2 separate regions of the Homo sapiens genome follow, and region 2 is linked to region 1. Evidence: read pairs that join two places in POLR2A ChIA-PET (ENCODE). Cell type or tissue: OCI-LY7. All regions are shown on one strand.

Region 1 (8,000 bases):
CCTGCAATCCCAGCACTTTGGGAGGCCGAAGAGGGCGGATCACAAGGTCAGGAGTTCGAGACCAGCCCGACCAACATGGTGAAACCCCGTCTCTACTAAAAATACAAAAATTAGCTGGGCGTGGTGGCACGTGCCTGTAATCCCAGCTACTCAGGAGACAGAGGCAGAAGAATCGCTTGAACCAGGGAGGCGGAGGTTGCAGTGAGCCGAAATCGCACCATTGCACTCCAGCCTGGGCAACAGAGCAAGACTTTGTCTCCAAAAACAAAAAAAAAAGAAAGAAAGAAAAGAAATTTTGTACCAAGAATAGTGTAGAGCATGCAAAACAAACAGGGCCTCTGCCTCTGGGTCTTCACAGAGTTTATATCTTCACAGAGTTAAATTTTTAGGAATATTAAGAAAAACCAAGATAAAATAGTAGCAGATTTATAAATACAAAGAGCTAAACAAAGACTGAAAGGGGACAACAGATAGGAGAGGGTAGAGGATACTTGGGAGAAGCAAAGTAAAAGAAAAGCATTTTCAAAGATAAGAAAAGCCTTGGTAAATCTGGGAAACTTAAGAAAAAAAAAAGAAAAAGAAAAAGAGTAGAGGCTGGGTGCGGTGGCTCACGCCTATAATCCCAGCACTTTGGGAGGCCAAGGAGGGTGGATTATTTGAGGTCAGGCATTCAAGACCAGCCTGGCCAATATGGTGAAACCCCATATCTACTAAAAATACAAAAATTAGTGGGGTGTGGTGGCACACGGCTATAGTCCCAGCTACTCTGGAGGCTGAGCCAGGAGAATTGCTTGAACCCAGGAGGCAGAGGTTGCAGTGAGCTGAGATAGTGCCACTGCACTCCAGCCTGGGCAACAAAGCAAGACTCTGTCAAAAAGAAAAAAAAAAGAGAGAGAGAGAGTAGAGTAGCTGATTACAGGGAGCGAGGGAGACAGCTACAGGAAACAAAGTTCAAGAGGAAGGAGAGAGACCTTGCGGACCAGAAGTCTGGACTATATTTTACATGTATTGAGAAGCGGTGGAAGGATTTTTTTTTTTTTTTTTTTTTTGCAGAGTTGCCCTCCTGTTGCCCAGGCTGGAGTGCAGTGGCGCGATCTCGGCTCAATGCAACCTCCGCCTCCTGGGTTCAAGTGGTTCACCTGCCTCAGCCTCCCAAGTAGCTGGAGCTACAGGCATGAGCCACCACACCCAGCTAATTTTTGTATTTTTAGTAGAGACGGGGTTTTACTATGTTGGCCAGACTGATCTCCAGCTCCTGACCTCAGGTGATTCATCTGTCTCAACCTCCCAAACTGCTGGGATTACAGGCATGAGCCACTGCGTCTGGCCTGTGGAAGGATTTTAAATAAGTCACTTGATGCAATTTGAATTTTAAGACAATGACTCTCAATGCTACAGGAGAATGGAGTGGAGTGGGAAAGTCAGAAGGTCAGAAGTCAAAGATCAGAAGATCAGGGAAAGTCTTCAGAGGTACTGAAGAATAGTGGATAAGAGATGATTGTGGATAGGATGGGTGTGGTGGGAATAAAGGGAGAGAGAGAGATAAATGTAGGAATTTGAGAGATATATTGGAGATAGGATCATCAGGACTTGCAGCTGAATTGGAGAGGAAAATGTATTAAGGAAAGGAAAGGAAGTGAAGAATGACTTCTAGATCATTTACCTGAGCTGATGCATGGAAAGTACAGCTATTTATTAGTATGGAGAAGACTGGAGGAAGACCAGATTCAGGAGAAAATTTAAACAGTGATTTCTAAAAGTGAGGAATAAGGCATTCGCTGGTGAAATATGTACCAAGTTAATCTAAGCTAAGTCCTACTGCACCAAACAGTAAAAAAAAAGCTCAAACTTGCTAATGGAATAAGTCAAAGTTTTCCTTGGAATTGAATGAGGAAAGCCTCAATTCATGAAAAAGAAAAAGAAATTTTACATTAGTCATTTAGCTTTGTAATGTTTTTAAGATAATTCACTGGAGACTGCATGGAAACTGTTGGTTACGCCTCTCTGAGACTCTGGGGTTTAGACAGGAGGATATAAGTTTGGAAGCTATCAAGTTAAAATGTATATTCATATATATGGACATGAATGAGATCATCTCTCCCCATCCTCACCCTCTTGATCTTTTTCCCTCTCACTCCTTTAATTTTTCACTTTCTACCAGTTTCTTCCCTTTAGCATATAGTAGTTTAGTATGACTTGTATACCGTAAAGGGAGAGCAGCGCATGAAGTTGAAGTGGCACACTGCTCAGCCTCGCACCAGGCAATTCGGCAACTGAACTTGAAGACAATGAGGTGTGACTTAACATTTTATTTGCAGGAAAGCTCCATTATGTGATCAATTTTTAAGAAACATACCCTGATGAAAGTTTGAGGTCTTAGCTGAAATGTGAGGAAGGCAGATCTTAATCCTGACTAGGAGCATATTGTAAAGCTGGAAACCATCATTCTCAGTAAACTATCGCAAGGACAAAAAACCAAACACTGCATGTTCTCACTCATAGGTGGGAATTGAACAATGAGAACACATGGACACAGGAAGGGGAACATCACATGCTGGGGACTGTTGTGGGGTGGGGGGAGGGGGGAGAGATAGCATTAGGAGATATACCTAATGCTAAATGACGAGTTAATGGGTGCAGCACACCAACATGGCACATGTATACATATGTAACAAACCTGAATGTTGTGTATGTGTACCCTAAAATTTAAAGTATAATAATAATAAAATAATAAAATAAAAAATAAAATCCTAGTTAAAAATGGGGAGCTTGCAGGGCGCAGTGGCTCACGCCTGTTATCCCAGCACTTTGGGATGCCGAGGCGGGTGGATCACCTGAGGTCAGGAGTTCGAGACCAGCCTGGCCAACATAGTGAAACCCTGTCTTTACTAAATATACAAAAATTAGCTGGGCATTGTGGCACACGCCTGTAATCCCAGATACTCGGGAGGCTGAGGCAGGAGAATCACTTGAACCCAGGAGATAGGGGTTGATGTGAGCCAAGCTCATACCACTGCACTCCAGCCTGGGTGGCAGAGCAAGACTCTGTCTCAAAAAAAAAAAAAAAATGATGATGATGAGCATGAAAAGGAACATTGAGGTGGTGGTAAAATGATGTTCTTTTTTTTTTTTTCCAACAGAATTCTAAGCTGTGCTCAATTGAAAAAAAAAAAAAGTAACAGTGGTTAAAAACATGATTTTTAACACAATTGTTCTCTAGGTCTCTCCTATAATTTTAAGCAGAGGAAATTCACTGGCCCCTCTTTCTCAGCTCAAATAACATAAATATGCACAAACCCTCCGAGCAGGGCAGCTCCAATCTGCGGTCTTTTCAACTTACTGTCAAGGGTGATTACACTGGACAGAAAACCACATCCTCTATCGCCTTTTTTATTTTGAGACAGAGTCTCGCTCTGTCGCCCAGGCTGAAGTGCAGTGGCATGATCTCCTCTCAGTGCAGCCTCCGCCTACTGGGTTCAAGCGATTCTCCTGCCTCAACCTCCCGAGTAGCTGGGACTACAGGCGTGCACCACCACGCCCTGCTAATTGTGTGTGTGTGTGTGCGTGTGTGTGTGTTTTCAGTAGAGATGGGTTTTGTCATGTTGGCCAGGCTGGTCTCAAACTCCTGGCCTCAAGCAATCCACCCACCTCAGCCTTCCAAAGTGCTGGGATGACAGGCATGAGCCACCGTGCCCGGCCCTCCTATCATTTTTTGCTTGTGAGGACTAAGCTCTGATTTTTAAATCTTACCCTAATTCCTATCTAAGGAGTCTAGGGAGTCATGCCCTACTAACCATAAATTCTCATCAGATGGATTTTATTTAACCCTGTATATCATGACTTACTTTCCCATCTGACTCTGGCATAACATGTGACAAAGAAGAAAGTCAAAATATTTTACCCCAAAACATGTTTCTTTGCCACATTTTGAAATGGCCCTGCAAAGCTGTCCTTTGTGGGGGAAAATTTGCATCCGTAAAGAATCTCAGCCAGCTGCAGTGGCTCATGCTTGTAATCCCAGCACTTTGGGAGGCTGAGGCGGGCAGATCAACTAAGGTCAGGAGTTCAAGACCAGCCTGGCCAACATGGTGAAACCCCTGTCTCTACTAAAAATATAAAAATTAGCCCAGAGTGGTGGCATGCACCTGTAATCAATCCCAGCTTATAGTGGGAGGCTGAGGCAGGAGAATTGCTTGAACCTGGGAGGCCGAGGTTGCAGTGTACCGAGATTGTGCCATTGCACTCCAGCTTGGGCAAAAAGAGCGAAACTGTCTCAATAATAATAATAATAATAATAATCTCTATTAACATAGCTAGATCTTTTCTTCCAGGCCCTCCCAATCCTAAAGAGATTAACTAAGAGTCTAGCACCTTTTAAATATCTGAATAGAAAATCATTGTCATCTATTGTCTCTAAGGACAGCCACTATAAGACTTCAAAAGAACCTTGGTCTCTACAATCTTTTATTTTAACATGAACATTTCCTTTCTATGGATCCCAGGTCTTTAGACAAACTCAACAAATTGTCAACCAGAAAATGTTTAAATTTGGAAGCCCCCCCGCCACACCCCACCGGCTTTGAGTTGTCCCACCTTTCTGGACCAAACCAATATATTACTTAAATGTGTTTGGTTGACATCTCATGCCTACCTAAAATGTATAAAACCAAGCTGCACCCCGACCACCTTGGGCACATGTCCTCAGGACTTCCTGGGGGCTGTGTCATGGGCCATAGTCACTCATATTTGGCTCAGAATAAATCTTTTCAAGTATTTTACAGAGTTTGACTCTTTTTGTCGACTCTTGCTAAAACCAAAACTATTGGAGTCAGGGCTGCGTCCAGTGTGTTGTCAATTTCTGAAAGAAGATGTTGACACATGCATAGCAGTAGGAAGTGACCCTGACAGCATAAAGCTCCTAATCTGTGCGGGAAAACTGAAAGATGAACCTCTACTAAATTTACACAAGGGCAAACTCTCCTTCAGTGGGGAGGCTGGGTCTGACACATTCTGTGGCTGTGATGACCTAGTTGTCGGTGGTTTACAGGCAAATACGACAGTATAGAGTGCTTTGCAGTAGCCCGTTTTCCCTCCAGGTCTAGCTCAGGAACTGCAGCATCAGTTCTAATTGAGTTGGCCTTGTAGGTATGGCTATAAGATCTTTATTTATTTTTTAATTTTTTAATTTAATTTATTTATTTATTTATTTTTTGAGATAGAGTTTCGCTCTCGTTGCCCAGGCTGGAGTGCAATGGCACGATCTCAGCTCACCACAACCTCTGCCTCCCAGGTTCAAGCGATTCTCCTGCCTCAGCCTCCCTAGTAGTTGGGATTACAGGCATGCACCACCATGCCCAGCTAATTTTGTATTTTTAGTAGAGACGGGGTTTCTCCATGTTGGACAGGCTGGTCTCAAACTTCCCACCTCAGGTAATCCGCCCGCCTCGGCCTCCCAAAGTGCTGGGATTACAGGCGTGAGCCACTGTGCCCGGCCCGGCTATAAGAACTTTATCAGAGGGACTGATTAGTTAATCTGTTAAGCGTTTACTTGCATATGAGAGTATGGAAATAAAGCAGAAACAGGAATTGTTTAACAAATTTAAGTGGCAGGAGATTAAAATGGCAAAGTCTGGGGAAGGTATGCTTTGTTTTCTTTTCCTTGGGTAAAGTAGCTTGGCTGGAAGGTAACAAAGAAGTCAGTGTGGGACATCTGCCGTTGAGCAAGCCAACTGGGAAAATGATTTCAGTGATTTATGGATTGTCTAAGATACATGGAGAGTTCAACTGTGGAAAATATGTGACATGCTATCACTGAGTAGTGGTGGCCAGTGTCTTCCATTGGCATCTCCACCTTGGTTAACCCAGAATTGTGCTATTTCCCACCCCAGGGTGCCTCACAACTTTGGGAGTCTGGGAAGGGTACTATGAAAGTAAGCAGTGTAGGACCGGGCCCGGTGGCTCACGCCTGTAATCCCAGCACTTTGGGAGGCCGAGGCGGGCGGATCACGAGGTCAGGAGATCGAGACCATCTTGGCCAAGATGGTGAAACCCCATCTCTACTAAACATACAAAAATTAGCCAGGCCTGGTGGCATGCGCCTGTAGTCCCAGCTACTCGGGAGGCTGAGGCAGGAGAATCGCTTGAACCCGGGAGGCGGAGGTTGCAATGAGCCAAGATCACATTACTGCACTCCAGCCTGGGCAACAGAGTGAGACCCCGTCTCAAAAAAAAAAAGTAAGCAGTGTTGAAATCTAAAGGATAATTGAATTTTAAACATTAATTACATGGTGTAATGGCATTTTCTGTTTATAAAAAAAGATAGAAAAAAATGAGAATGTGAATCATGGAGACTGGTAACAATTCCAGGAGTGATGTGATAGGAATTAATCTGGAAGACAGGTTCACTTCTTTTTTTTTTTCTTAAGACAGAGTCTTGCTCTGTCACCCAGGCTGGAGTGCAGTGGCCCAATCTTGGCTCACTGCAAGCTCCATCTCCCAGGTTCACGCCATTCTCCTGCCTCAGCCTCCCGAGTAGCTGGGACTACAGGCGTCTGCCACCATGCCTGGCTAATTTTTTGTATTTTTAGTAGAGACAGGGTTTCACCGTGTTAGCCAGGATGGTCTCGATCTCCCGACCTTGTGATCCACCCGCCTCAGCCACCCAAAGTGCTGGGATTACAGGCGTGAGCCACTGCGGCCGGCCTGGTTGGCTTCTTTTTATGGAAGGCATTAAATGTGAGCTTCAGCAGTTTGGACTTTATCCTGCAGTCAATGAAAGCCATCGCAAGTTCTTGAAGAGGAAAAGGGGATAATGTAACTTTTAAGATGCTTTGGTTGTCACTAAAAGATGAATAAGAGAAGTAAAATACAGGAGACAGGGTGACCATTATGGCTACAGAGCTACCGCAGAGGCAATGTCTCTTTAATTTCTATGATAAAATCTTACTTATGGACAAAAGTTATGAAATAAGGCAGACTCAGTTAACGCCTCTTCTCTCTCAGCCTCCCAGTACCAAACCTTAAATTGTTTATGTTGCCTTTTGGTTCTTGCTATTCCTGTTTGATAAATGATGTCAGTGCTACAAGTATCTAGACTTTTCTTTAATCCCACTTTGTATATCAAACTTGCCTATACAGTATCTCTCTTGTGTGCTCTTCTCTTACACTGTAGTTAGGACCTGCTCTCCCCTCCAATATTAATACTAATTACCATAAGTGGTAAGGTTGAATACTATCCTCTCTCTCCCAAAGAGTTGTAACTTCAAACTCAGTAAATACCAAAGTTGATAAATGCAAATCCAATTCAATGAGAACAAAAGTTAATTAAGAGGACGGGTACGGTGGTTCACATCTGTAATCCTAGCACTTTGGGAGGCCAAGGCAGGCAGATCACTTGAGGTCAGGAGTTCAAGACCAGCCTGGCCAACATGGTGAAACCCCTGTCTCTACTAAAAATACAAAATTAGCCAGGCGTGGTGGCACTCGCCTGTAATCTCAGCTACTTGGGAGGCTGAGGCAGGAGAAGCACTTGAATCCGGGAGGTGGAAGTTGCAATGAGCTGAGATTGCACCACTGCACTCCAGCCTGGGCAAAAAGAGCAAAACTCTATCTCAAAAAAAAAAAAAAAAAAAGAAGAAGAAGAAGGTTCATTAAGGGTCAAATAATTTGGCTGGGCACAGTGGCTCATGCCTGTAATCCCAACACTTTGGGAGGCTGAGGCAGGCGGATCACCTGAGGTCAGGAGTTGGAGACCAGCCTGACCAACACGGTAAAACCCCATCTCTACTAAAAATACAAAAATTAGCTGGGTGTGGTGATGCGTGCTTGTAGTCCCAGCTACTTGAGAGGCTGAGGCAGGAGAATCATTTGAACCTGGGAGGCAGATTGAAGTAAGCCAAGATAGTGCCACTGCACTCCAGCCTGGAGGACAGAGTGAAACTACGTCTCAAAAAAAAAAAAAAAAGAGTCAAATAATTGGTTAGTAATCACAGCCATTTGAA
Region 2 (8,000 bases), 350 kb after region 1:
CTGGATGTGTTTGTGAGGGTGTTTCCAGAGGAGATAAGCATTTGGATTAGAACTTGAATATATTAGGCGGAGTACGGAAGATCTGGCCTCACCAATGTGGGTGGCATCATACAAGCCATTGAGGGTCCAGATAGAATGAAACGCAAACTCACGGTAGATTCTCTCTTCTTGAGCTGGGACACATTTCTATTTTCTCTTGCCCTTGAATATCGAAGCTCCTGGTCTCAGGCCTTCAGAATTTGGGACTCATACCAGTAGTCCCCACGCCCACACACCTCCCTGCAGATTCTCAGGCATTCAGACTCTGACTGAGAGTTATACTATCAGTTCACCTGGTTCTCAGGCCTTCAGACTGGTATTGAATTACACCACCCGCTTTCCTGGGTCTCCAGCTTGCAGATGGCACATTGTGGGACTTTTCAGCTTCCATAGTCAAGTAAGCCAATTCCCATAATAAAGAAATAAATATGTAATTATATATATATTTATTTTTATGTGTGTATGTATATACATATATACACACATGTATATATGTATAAACATGTTTGTATATATTTACATGTGTGTACACGTGTGTGTCTTCTATATATGCATAAGTGTGTGTGTAAATTTACTGGTCTATATATACAAATATATATAGAGAGAGATGGGTAGAATTTATATATTTTACATATATAATTATTTGATGTGTATAAAATATATACATTTACACACACGTATACATACATGTAAATAAATGTAAATGTTTTATATATGTTTATATATGTGTGTGTATATATATTTATATAGACACACACACGTGTGTATTTGTGTATTCTCCAGGTCTGTTTCTCTAGAGAACCCTAACACACCAGGGAAAGCTATTTGGACGTGATAACATTTAAGCTGAATTGTAAAGAAGATACACATACTTTGTGAGAAGAAACCACATCCACCTTTTCGTTCATTATGTATCCAGTCACTACACAGAACCTGACACATGGTTTATGAAAGATTAAATCAATGAATGCATGAATAAATGAATGCTGTATCTAAAAATTAATGAGTAGGGTTTAACCAGATGAAGAGTAAAGGGTAATCCAGACAAAAGATATAGCATATGCAAATATAGAGGCATGAAACAGCATATCTCATGTGAGTTAACTGCAAACTTGAAGCATACAGTGCATATCAGAGAGCAAACATTTAATACAGCACAGAAAAAAGCATTCCAAATAGCAGCATAGTATAAAGAGGACCAAATTAGAAATAGAAAACCTAATTCTGAGTTTATCTCTACCATCAACAGGTGCATGAGTTTCTTAATTTATTTAGCATCTGTAAAACAAAATACTTGAACCATCTGATCTGCAACATTCTTTATAGTTCTAAAAACCTATAATTTCACGGATCAGATGCTTTAAAAATGGAAAAAAAAATACTTTACACTGAGTCCAATCCAAATCTTTTTCAAATTATCTCCTTGTAGTGTGTACTTACGTGTGTGTGATTTAGAATGCCCATTGCTGGATAGCAAGGACCTAAAGATAAATAGAATATAGCATGTATTTGATTTAGATCATGGGGCTAGCCATTGAAACTGCAAATGTCTAGGTACCCTCTCTATATTTCCAAGTCTAGAAAATGTCATTAATATCTACATTGATAACTTTTTAAAAATGTATTAAGCAACAGCCAATCATTATGTGCTAGATTGAACAAAAGATGAGAGACACTATACCCTGATTAGTCATGAAATGGTAGAAGGGGAAAAAAGTGATTTAGGAATGTGCAGGAGGAACTAATTCCAGTAGTCAAAGAAAAAATTATATTTTTAGCCAATAAAAAATAAAACGGCAATCTCAAGTATGTTAACATCAAAATGAAGAAACAGCTAAACATTACTTCTATTTAATTGAAGGAGTAAATGTGTCTGACTCTCAAAGAAAATGGAATGTTAGATAGAAATAAAACACAGTTCTCCTTGACTGTTTACTAAAGACTTTCTGCTTTGAATTTGTGGATATTTTTCCCAAATCCAGAGAAAGGCTTGGAAATGAGAATATTTCTCTGATGTCAGACTGTGATCATCTCATTAGATTTTCCCTTCACCCTTGCCTTGGGAAAGAAAAAACAAAACATTTAGAAAACATTAAACATGAGGAATAATGTTTCTGTAGAATACTTACACTTAGTTGCAAATAATCCTGATATTTACAAAAGAATGAAATACATATTTCCTGATATTACTGCAACAATACATCCAGAAGATACTGTTTGCAACTCTGTCCAAAAGCATATATGAATTACAGAGAAAGTGTTAACAATCCTTCAATCAAAGAGCTGTTATCTGAGCTAAGAGTTTTTGACTAAAAAAAAAAAATACACATACAGATTAAATAAAATTACTGAATGAATTAGTACTGTCATTAAATAGATATTATGACCCACTCAGCCCTCATGGGTATTTTGTTTATAGAAAACCTACCAGCTGTTAGAAGTGTTTGCCTCTAATTTTGAAATTATTGGTGCTGCTGCTGTAAAGATTACTTCATGGTGTAGTAAAGTAGTGGGGGCAGGGTGGAATATTCTCATTTATTTTCAAAATAACCATTACTTCTTAACATCAACAATTTTGTCTTTTCCAAAATTGCTTACAATATGCATGGGATTTCCCTTGTTTGGAACTACTAAATTGTATGATTTTTACTGTAGAAAAGAGAGCTACCAATAATAAAAGCTATTGAGTTTAAAAGTAAGAGAGGTGACTATTAGGATCCCTTCCCAGGCCATTATTCAAAGAAAGGATGTAGGAACAGAGAATATCTCTAGGAAAATAAGCAAACAGCTGGAAAATACTATATAGTACAGTCAATTGGGACCTAACCAAGATTCAACTCAAATGCTAAGGGAGAAATACCAGACTATAGCAAAAGGATATCTTTATGAAATACAGAAAGGAAGAAATTGAAAACACATTTCAGGTCCTAGAAAAATCCTCTGAAGAAAACAATCCAGTAGCAATGTGAAGGCACTCCTGATCTTCTGTCTTGACTTCATCATGCTACCCAAGTCACAGCCATAAAAGTCTACTGACTGGTCTTCCTTTAGTACAATGCCTCAAAGTATACATTCAGTAAATATGTTTAATTAACTGGATGACTCCCTCAGGAAAAAACTGAGAAACTGACCAGGCTGCAGTTGTCATGTTGATAAGATCTGCTGCTCCAAACCTCAACAAGAAAAATGTGTACTTTGAAAAAAAAAGTGTTATTTAGAAAATACTTTGTATCTATGGGGACAATTAATAGTAAGCACCCCCCCCCCCCAAATTGAATGCCTACCATATGGTAATGGCCTTACTTATACAATATGATTTAGTCCCAACAATTGAGATTTTTATCTTACTGATAATTAAGGTACTGGTCTAGTATCGCATAGCTAATTATTGCTTGAAAATAACAAAATCCAGTTCCATCTGGCTCCAAAACATACCGTGCTACACTACCTCCAATTTCTAGGGATGACAACTTGAAGTGAAGCACTGTTTCTAAGGGAAACAGGTGCTTTCTAAGAGAAGTAGGATGCCCATATGTTGGATCCGTTAAATTCTGCAAAATCCCTAACTTTTTGCAAGTAGCAAGCCAGTCTCTCTTCCGTGCTGCTCTTAATACCTTAGCACTGAAATAGCTAAGGTAATTCCTTCTTTACTGGGGATTAGAAAAATCTTATTAAGGAGCTTTTGTTTTTCTCTTAAACGACACATTGGGATGCAGTTTCAATTATACTTCTGAAGTTCTCATAGGTTTCTTAAAAGACAATGACAAAATTTCAACATTCTTACATTCAGGACATTAGTTCTCTCAGGACAAGGTGGAAATTCAGAAATATACATATACCCTCATTCCTACTATGTTCAGTAATTCTTTGTATTTGTTGACTTGCTTGGGTCTGAGGCTGAGAATAAGAATGAAAACCTTCATTTCTGTGAGGCTTTCCCACCTGTTCTTTGATGGTTCACAGAAGATAAATGTTCCCAGCACTAATTAACATCTTGAGATAACTACAGGAATGGTCATTACCCCAGAGAGGAAAGTACAGGGGCAAAGGCAAGATATGTATGTATGAGGAAAAATATACAATTTTCCAGATAATTGGGGGCACAAGTAGTACCCCACATCCCTGCCAACCCTCAGGCTTGCTGACCCAGACCTCAGACCCTGGAAACACCTCTATTTGAGGTAAACTTCAACAAGGACTTTAGAGCATGGATTCCAGAACCAAACTGCCTAGGTTTGACCCTTGACTTTGCCACTAAGCTGTGTGACTTAGCTTAGGCAAATAAGTTACTTAAATTCTTTATATCTGTGTTTCTCATTTGTGAAATAATGGCAAAATCTAACTCATAGATTAGTTTCATGAACTAAATAAGCTAATATTTATAAGGTGCTTAGGACCTTGCATATAACAAGAACTTTGTAATTTCGTGTTAAATAATGTTCAGAGGACATTCATTCTACAGATGCATTCACACTGCAGATAACCACAATGATAATTCCAAGACGATTGGAACTATGTTTTGCCCAGAAAATTGCTGAGGCCTAAGCAGAGAGGAGTATCATATACTACTGCAAACAATAGAATCCATAGCTCCAAGCCTTATACTACAGGAAATAGAATCCATAGCTCCAAGCCTTATACTACTGCAAACAATAGAATCCATAGCTCCAAGCCTTATACTACTGCAAACAATAGAATCCATAGCTCCAAGCCTAGGTAGATATGTGACCCTACATTTTTCTAAAATACAATTATTATTATTATTTTTTTTACTATTCTCATGTCTCATTTTCCAAAAACCAGAGCATTTCTCCTATTGACTACTTCAAGAAGACCAAAAGTTATAATTTGTAATTAGTTACTTGAGTTCTTTAAAATTGTTCAAGTGGAAGAATGCTCCAATGCCCACGGTTCTTTTAAAATAACTTGAAATATTGATATATTTAGTTATATCATTTAGGAATACTTTATAATGGTTATATTATGTATATAAACCACTAGTCTCCACACATAGAGTGTAGAGACTCTACATTAATTCAAAAGTAATAATACATAAATTTGTGCAAACAAATCACATTTTAAGTTTAAAAAAGCCAGTCACCAGACTGTACACAGGGTTATTTTTAATATGTTTTAAAATATATAGTTCATTAGAGGAAGGTAAATTCTGTAAGAAATAACTTAGGAATACAGAGTGTGAAGGACTATAATTTAAAATAAAGTATAATTCATTTGAAAACTTAAATTCCAAGAAGTATTTAATTTACCAAAACTTACTCCAGAAGAAACTTTTTAAAATGTTTTATAGATAGCCAGGACACAACCAATGTTTACAGACTGGCATATTTTCAGGTTGGTTGAGCCGGTGCCATACTGGCCATTAATATTTTAAAATCCTGGCCTTGCCTATAACCATCAACAAAAATGAGTCTAAAATATGCTCACAAAGTAAACAACTGCTCTGTACTGTGTTAAAAGCGAGTCATATCAACAGTTGAAAGGACAGAATAGCTTAATATTATCCCAATTCTCATAGAAGGCAAAACACAAAAGCAAGAGAGGGTTAGGTGGGAGACAGTCCATTTCATGAAACTAGAAAAACGTGTATCTGAGTGAAGAGAGAAAGTAATGTTCCTCCCTTACATTCCATCACAACACTCATAGATTTCTCATGTTTTACATTAATTTCCTAATTGGTTTTAGTTGCTATTGTTGTTATTGTTGTTGTTTAATCTTCAAATAATTTTTATCCAGAATCTGTCTTTGGCCCTTTCTCTCTTACTAATTTGTACAATCTCAATGAATGATCTCATCTATTGCCATGGCTTCATAGCATAACGGACACCCAAATTTATATATCCAAACATGATCGCTTTCCTAATCTGCATACTCATCATGTATCTGATGTTTCGAAAAAAAAACTCACAAGAATTCTCCACATGCATTGAAAACTCACTGTTCAAAGCTGAACTCCTTACTTTACTATCCATCTGCTATCAGACCCTCCGCCTTCATTTCGCATCTTGCTGAGCGGGACCATGATTCAAGTTTTCCAATGCAAAAGCCCACAAATCATCATTGATATCTGGCTCTGTATTCCCATCACCCCACAACTGACCAAATCTTTTTTTTCCCCCCTTAGAGACTGGGTCTCACTCTGCCACGCAGGCTGGAGTGCAGTGGCGTGAACTCAGCTCACTGAAGCTCAACCTCTTAGACTCAAGTGAGCCTCCCACCTCAGCCTCCAGAGTAGCTGGGACTACAGGTGCATGTCACCATGCCTGGCTGATTTTTGTATTTTTTGTAGAGATGGGGGTCCCACTATGTTGCCCAGGCTGGTCTTGAACTCCTGGACTCAAGTGATCCTCCCGCCTCAGCCTCCCAAAGTGGTTGGATGACAGGCATGAGCCACCACATCTAGCCCAATTGACCAAATCTTGATGATTCTACCTCCTTAGTGCCTCTCTACTAAAATTCTTTCCTTCCTATACCCATGATCACAATTATATTTTGCATATTTGATTTGTCTCCTGTATTACTTATGAAAGCTTAGATTCTGTAATCATTCACAACCCTGCCGGCCACTGCTGGCCACTCCCCCATGTAGGTGCAATCTCTTCACCTGGAACATTCCTTTATCTTCATCCCCATCAGAGTTATCCTAATCAAAAACAATTTTCTAATTAATCCACTTTCATTTCTGAACCAAGTGTTGAAAGAATACCCTTCTTTGACCTTCCACAACTCCACTTTTATTCCATATAGCATTTATCCAAATCTGTATACTTTCTGTCTTTCTAACTGGACTATGAGACCCTTAAGGGCACTATTTCTCTCTTTTAGCTATGCAACACTAGTATCTATTGTAATGCTTAACATATGGTCTCCTTCAAGAAACATTCATTGAATGAATGAATGAATGATTCATTCAAAAACACTGAGCATCAGTGGCATGACAGACACTATTCTAAGTGATAATGATATTTTAGTGAAGCAAATAGAAAAAAAATGTACCTCATGGAGCTTATTTGGCAATCAGTGTGTGAATAGGTAATAAGGCTGACTGGAAAACAAACTAGTCAGACGAGGAGAGGATTTCAAATGGAGATCAAGTCACATAACACTATTGCTTTCACTCTTACTTTCCTCTTCTCATAATCTTCCAAAAGTAAACTCTGGAGAAAAACATCAGAGGATTTTTCAAATCAAACAAGGAGTCGAATAATACATTATTTTGACAAGAGTTATGTGAATAGAAACCCCAAAATAAAGATCTTACAAAGCCTAAAACATATCCAAATTTATACCTTCTTTAGATCATTCGGGTCTACTGCGTCTCAGTGAATTAGGAGTGATAAGTGCATATTCCACAGGAGATACCTTCTTGTCATTCTCTTCTGAGAAATAAAGTGAAACAAAGATTGAGCCTCGGCCGGGCGCGGTGGCTCACGCCTGTAATCCCAGCACTTTGGGAGGCCGAGGCGGGTGGATCATGAGGTCAGGAGATCGAGACCATCCTGGCTAACAAGGTGAAACCCCGTCTCTACTAAAAATACAAAAAATTAGCCGGGCGCGGTGGCGGGCGCCTGTAGTCCCAGCTACTCGGGAGGCTGAGGCAGGAGAATGGCGTGAACCCGGGAGGCGGAGCTTGCAGTGAGCCGAGATCGCGCCACTGCAGTCCGCAGTCCGGCCTGGGCGACAGAGCGAGACTCCGTCTCAAAAAAAAAAAAAAAAAAAAAAAAAAAAGATTGAGCCTCATCACAATAGTGCGTAGAGATCAGAGGTCAGGGCTCTGTCACACAGGACGGCCTGGAGTTTGTCGTAAGCCAGTGAAGTAGACGGTGGTGGCTGGCAGGTTCATCACCCAGTTATCCTAGCGCCTCACAATCTTCACAAAGGCACCCATGCTGCCAGTGAAGCGCGTCCTGGCGGCACAGCGGATACCATTTGGAGACAGGTGC

Evidence for each region. ChIA-PET counts read pairs that join two places held together with the same protein. Peaks named below come from ENCODE experiments on the same cell type or tissue, not always from the same donor. Only the 100,000 strongest peaks of a DNase experiment are listed, where the experiment ranks them.
Region 2: POLR2A ChIA-PET joins it to region 1 with 16 read pairs; 2 of 35 experiments call an interaction of 5 or more read pairs at or near these places.

Annotation. Positions count from the first base shown.
Region 1 is chr12:10,193,059-10,201,058 of GRCh38, forward strand. No RefSeq gene overlaps it. Among named protein-coding and RNA genes, the nearest start is that of GABARAPL1, 16 kb to the right of the region's middle. RefSeq lists silencers at 3,219-3,419, 3,456-3,505. In OCI-LY7, no CTCF peak of the experiment used is centred here; DNase peaks (open chromatin) are centred at 3,343 and 3,973; H3K4me3 peaks cover 1,046 bases; H3K27ac peaks cover 1,335 bases.
Region 2 is chr12:10,543,434-10,551,433 of GRCh38, forward strand. LOC105369658 (a long non-coding RNA gene) reads right to left here and starts at 7,497. Exons shown (of 3, transcript XR_001749004.1): 1 at 7,347-7,497; 2 at 7,054-7,214. It also overlaps the pseudogene SLC25A39P2. In OCI-LY7, no CTCF peak of the experiment used is centred here; no DNase peak of the experiment used is centred here.